Regions from separate parts of the Homo sapiens genome. Here region 1 is linked to region 2. Evidence: read pairs that join two places in POLR2A ChIA-PET (ENCODE). Cell type or tissue: OCI-LY7. All regions are shown on one strand. Each heading gives the region's core, and the rest is flanking DNA. Links, peaks and the distances in the headings are about the cores only.

Region 1 (2,930 bases), core at 304-2,803, 330 kb after region 2:
TGTATATCTTTATTCTATCTCTTTTTTTTACCCTGCTCTGATTTAAAGGATTATTCGATTAGACTATTAGGCAAGGGATTCAAAGTTCTCCCATTTCATCACCGATAAAACTAGAAATGACTCTCTCATGAAGACAAAAAGTCCTTTGACATGTCCTAGAAGAGGTGCCAAGCCGTAGTTGAGGGCATACAGAACACAGAATCAATTATTGACCAATAATCAAGCATTCCTATCTACTTCTATGGGAGAAATGATGGTTTTCTTGATATTAAAGGAGAGCATGAAGGTTTTCTTTCCGCCTGCCGTGAGCATCATGATGAAGAATGCCCATGGGCTGTTTAGAACAGACAAGTTGATAATCAGGTAATGTAGGATTAGGAGAGGTTATGGGATTTCAGAATTAAAGGAATTATGAATCAACAATTGTCTACTTACTAAGTTAAGGAGATAACTGCATAGATTTGCCAACATGAATTCAGCTATGAATTCATTCGTCTTGGAAAAATATGAAAGTAAATAATTATGGACTTAATCCATGTAGAATAAAATTTTATTTAGTCAGACACTACCAATAAAAATTTTATGATACTCAAGAATGAGAGGTTGAATACTTAAGAGAATAGAAAGATATCAAATATCTTTAATTGCCTGTCATTAGGGTTGTGCAAATTACAAACATACCTTATCTCTTCCTTGAAGCAGATCCACTAATTGATGATGATAACAAACAACTATGTTATTGGTTTATATATTTACTATACTATAATTTTTATCATTATTTTAGAGTGTACTCTTTGTACTTGTAAAAAAAAAAAAAGTTAACCATAAAACATCCTCAGGCAGATCCTTCAGGAAGTATTCCAGAAGAAGGCATTGTTATCATAGGAGAAGAAAGCTCCATGTATATTATTGCCTTTGAAGACCTTCCACTGGGACAAGATGCGGAGATGGAAGGCAGTGATATTGATGATCCTGATCCTGACCCTGTGTAAGCCTAGGTTAATATGTGTGTTTGTGTCTTAGTTTGTAACAAAAAAGTTTAAAAAACAAAAAATAAAAAATCTAAAAATAAAAAGGCTTAGAGAATCAGGATATAAAGAAAATATTTTTGTATAGCTGTACAATGTATTTATATTTTAAGCTAAATGTTAATACAAAAGAGTCTTAAAAATGGAAAAGTTTATAAAGTAAAAAAGTTACAGTAAGCTAAGGTTATTATTGACTTTTTTTTTTTTTTTTTGAGACGGAGTCTCGCTCTGTTGCCCAGGCTGGAGTGCAGTCATGCCATCTCGGCTCACTGCAACCTACGCCTCCCAGGTTCAAGCGATTCTCCTGCCTCAGCCTCCCAAGTAGCTGGGACTACATGGCGCCCACCACCATGCCCGGCTAATTTTTGTATTTTTAATAGAGACGGAGTTTCACCATGTTGGCCAGGCTGGTCTCTAACTCCTGAGCTTGTGGTACGCCCCCCTCGGCCTCCCAAAGTGCTGGGATTACAGGCGCGAGCCACGGCTCCTGGCCTTTTTTTTTTTTTAAGAGATAGGGTCTCTGTCTGTTTCCCAGGCTGACTAGAGTGCAGTGGTGTGATCGTAGCTGACTGTAGCCTCAAACTCCTGAGCTCAAGCGATTCTCCCACCTCAGCCTCCTGAGTAGCTAGGACTACAGGCATGCACAATCGCACCTGGCTAATTTTATTTTTCGTAGTGATGGGGTTTTACTATATTGCCCAGGCTGGTCTGAAACTCCTGGGTTCAAGTAATTCTCCTGCCTCGGCCTTCTAAAGCACAGGGATTACAGATGTGAGCCATTGTGCCTGGGAGAAAGAAAAAACTTTAAATTAGTGTAGCATAAGTATACAGTGTTTATGAAGTCTGCAGTAGTGTACAGTAATGTCCCAGGCCTTCCCATTCACTCACCACTCACCTGATTCAGCCAGAGCAACTTCCAGTCCTGCAAGCTCCATTTATAAGTGCCCGTATAGGTGTACTATTTTTTATATTTTACATCATATTTTTACTGTGTCTTTTCTGGTCAGATATGCTTAGATACACAAATACCATTTTGTTATAATTGCCTACAGTATTCAGTACAGTAATATGCTGTACAGGTTTGTAGCCTAGGAACAATGGTCTATACTATAGAGCCTAGGTGTGCAGTAGGCTTTACCATCTAGGTTTATGTAAGTATACTCCATGATGTTCTCACAAAAATGAAAACTGCCTAATGTCACATTTCTCAGAATGAAGTTCCTTTCTGTGTGTGTGTGTGTGTGTGTGTGTGTGTGTGTGTGTGTGTGTGTGAGATGGAGTCTCGCTCTGTCGCCCAGGCTGGAGTGCAGTGGTACAATCTCGGCTCACTGAAACCTCCGCCTCCTGGGTTCAAGCGATTCTCCTGTCTCAGCCTCCCGAGCAGCTGGGACTACAGGCATGCGCCAACACGCTCACCTTATTTTTGTATATTTAGTAGAGACAGGGTTTCACCATATTGGACAGGCTGCTCTCGAACTCCTGACCTCATGATCCACTGGCGTCGGCCTCCCAAAGTGCTGGGATTACAGGCGTGAGCCACTGCACCCGGCCTGAAGTTCCATTGTTAAATGAGGCATGACGGTAATTGATGTAGGAAAGCTATTGCTTTTTTGATGTCTATTTTGTATATCTTGTTTGAGACAGTTATTCAACTGTCTTACTAGGTCTACCTTGGAGTTTGAGACAATAATATAGTTCCTTTTTTATTGCATTGGCTATGTTCTCAAGGGCAAAATGAAATCATAGCAGTCACAACGATCATCTTTTTAAAAATCTTGACATTAATAGGAATCCTTGTAACATTTACTTCACTAATATGTGCGATACTTTCTGATGCTTTCTTATAGGAACCTTTTATTTTATAGGTTTCATTTTATTATTCAAATAAAGTTTATTTTTATT
Region 2 (2,930 bases), core at 244-2,743:
TGTACTGCTATGGTATCTTCTAAAAGTCAGTCCTGATTGTACCCCTTTTTAGTCCAGAAGTCTATGTGGCCTCTGTTTCCTGTGTGATAAAGTCTTATCTCATGAGCTTGGCTTAAAGGGATGGCTGGCCATCTTCCTTGTGCCAACCTCCCTGCTTGACATTTGGTCTCCACCCTTCCCCTTTCTCCCCTGTGTGGGCTAGCTCCAGCCATGCCACTGTATCTAATGTGCACTTTCCTACCTCATGCTAAGGGCTTTCTCTGAAATATACTTCACGCCTCCTCTTTCCTCTGTACAAGTCTGACTCATCTTGAAAGGCCCAACTGTGAAGTCACCTTTTCTGTGAAGTTTTCCTCAACAACTTTTTCATCTGAAAGACTTATTCATTCTGTTGTCTGCTATGTCGCCTTTTTATGCCTCTGTTTTGTGGTGGTTGTTACAGCCTGGTTGGCTTTATTGTCAGTAGTGTGTTGGCAGGTAGGACAGGTGTGTGTTTGTGTGTTTGTGTGTGTCTCAAGAGGGAAGATACTGTGTCCCGGCCAGGCCTGTGTCTCCTTAGCACTCAGCACAGAGACCTTCCCTCCTGAAATACAGGGTCCACCAGTTGGGTACAACTCTTAGGAGGATGAATAACAGATTTCCTATTCTAGATACTCCACTCCGTGTTCTGTTTTAAAATAAATTTATTAAGCAGCCTATTAAAAATGACATAGTTTAGAGCTAGGCTGAATTAAAACCAGTATATAATTAGATTTTATTCTGTCTTTGTAAATGCATAAAGGATATCACTGGGTATGTGATATGAAGCATTCCTTGTGTCCCAGACACCAATTTCATGACTCAGGAAATTTCAGCAAAAACACAAAACTCTAATCTTTCCAGATACTGTTTTGTTGCCTGCCAAAACTTAGACATAAATTGCAGGGGGAAGAAAAGCATTATGTCCACAATTAAGAGAATTGACACTTTATGTGTATATAATCTGTTACTATTATTTGTGCTCAGATTACAGTTTTTGATGTTCATTATTTCATTCTTTCAGCAAACATCTGTTGAGTGACGACCACATTCCAGACATTGTGCTGGGTTCAGTGGAGCTTGTAGTCTCATGAGGAGGACGTGCAGTAACAGTTGTATAGGCAACGACAGCACAGGGAAAAGAGTGGTTGACTTTGTGACACAGGTGGTCCTGCAGGGTGAATAGGAACTGATCAAGTAGACAGGGTAGGGAGGGTGGAGCTCAGGAGACATACCTGACAGAGTGGACAGTGTGCGCCAAGAATGGAGAAGTAGGAAATGGCATGGCTTACTTTAGTATTTAGCTGTCATTTTCATTTTTAATAGGAAATATATATTGTACATGTTGTAAAATGCAAATAGATCAACAGTGACAGTTAAGTCCTATCTTTCCTCTGACCCTCAGCCACACAAGTCCTCTCCTTAGAGAGAGCCACTGTTACATTTTCTTGTAAATGCCCTTCCACGGAATTATGATACATTTATAAACCTGAGATAGATTTTTATCTCCCCTCAAAAGGTAACATGTTATGCAACTTGTTTTTCATCTTGCTTTTTTCCACCTAATGCATAGGATGTGTGTAGAGTGGCTGCATTCTTTTTAATGTAATGGCTATAGACTCCATTATGTGAGTGGACAACAGTTTATTTAGTTGGTACCCTTTGGAGGAGACATTTAGGCCTTTTATAATAATGTGGTGTCGCCTATCCCATGATGTAGATTGGAATAAGTGAGCAACAGCCAGACTACAGAGCTGAGGGTTGTAAATATATTCAACTCTTAGTTCAGATTCTGCTAACAAACAGAAAGTCAAGCATGTTGGAGAAAGAACCAAATCGAATTCCAAGAAATGCAATATATTCATTGAAATTACAAACTCAAGATAAAGAACTGAAAAGACAGCACTGAATCCTAACCACTAGACTACCAGATTTAAATGTAAACTATATTAATCCTAGTAGAAAACCTAGAAAGTACCCTTCCTGACATCAGACTTGGCATAGAATTTTTTGGCTAAGTCCTCAGAAGTAATTGCAACAAAACCAAAAGTAGGCAAGTGGGACCTGATTAAAGAGCTTCTGCACAGCAAAAGAAACTATTAACAGAGTAAACAATCTACAGAATGGGAGAAAATATTTGCAAACTATGCATCTGACAAAGGTCTAATTTCCAGAATCTGTAAGGAACTTAACAAGCAAAAAACAAATAATCACATTAAAAAATGGACAATGGAACAGACACTTCTCAAAAGAAGACATACAAGTGGCCAAGAAGCATATAAAAAAAGTTGATTATCACTGATCATTTGAGCAATGCAAATCAAAACCACAGTGCAATACCCTTCCATACCAGTCAGAATGGCTGTTATTAAATAGTCAAATAAAACAGATGCTGGCAAGGCTGCACAGAAAAGGGGAACACATATACACTGTTGATAGGAATGTAAATTAATTCAGCCACTGTGGAAAGCAGTTTGGAGATTTCTCAAGGAACTTAGAACTACCATTTGACCTGGTAATCCCACTACTGGGTATATATCCAAAGGAATATAAATTGTTCTATTATAAAGACACATGCATTCATATGTTCATTGCAGCACTATTCACAATAACAAAGACATGGAACCAACCTAGGTGCCCATCAACAGTGGATTGGATAAAGAAAATGTGGCACATATACCCCAGGGAATACTACACGGCCATAAAAAAGAACAAGATTACGTTCTTTGCACCAACATGGAAGTAGCTGGAGGCCATAATCCTAAGCAAATTAACACAGGAACAGAAAACCAACTACTGCATGTTCTCACCTGTAACAGGGAGCTAAACATTAGTACACATGGACATAAAGATGGAAACCATAGACACTGGGTACTATGAGAGGGGGAGATGGGGGTGTGGATTGAAAAATT

The links. Peaks named below come from ENCODE experiments on the same cell type or tissue, not always from the same donor. Only the 100,000 strongest peaks of a DNase experiment are listed, where the experiment ranks them.
Region 1: POLR2A ChIA-PET joins it to region 2 with 5 read pairs; 2 of 35 experiments call an interaction of 5 or more read pairs at or near these places.

What each region holds. Positions count from the first base shown.
Region 1 is chrX:46,369,830-46,372,759 of GRCh38, reverse strand. No RefSeq gene overlaps it. Among named protein-coding and RNA genes, the nearest start is that of LINC01186, 44 kb to the right of the region's middle. In OCI-LY7, for the core only: no CTCF peak of the experiment used is centred there; no DNase peak of the experiment used is centred there.
Region 2 is chrX:46,702,417-46,705,346 of GRCh38, reverse strand. All of the region lies in intron 1 of SLC9A7 (solute carrier family 9 member A7), which reads left to right. Among named protein-coding and RNA genes, the nearest start is that of SLC9A7, 55 kb to the left of the region's middle. RefSeq lists an enhancer at 1-114 and a silencer at 1,106-1,175. In OCI-LY7, for the core only: no CTCF peak of the experiment used is centred there; a DNase peak (open chromatin) is centred at 1,196; H3K4me3 peaks cover 621 bases; H3K27ac peaks cover 891 bases.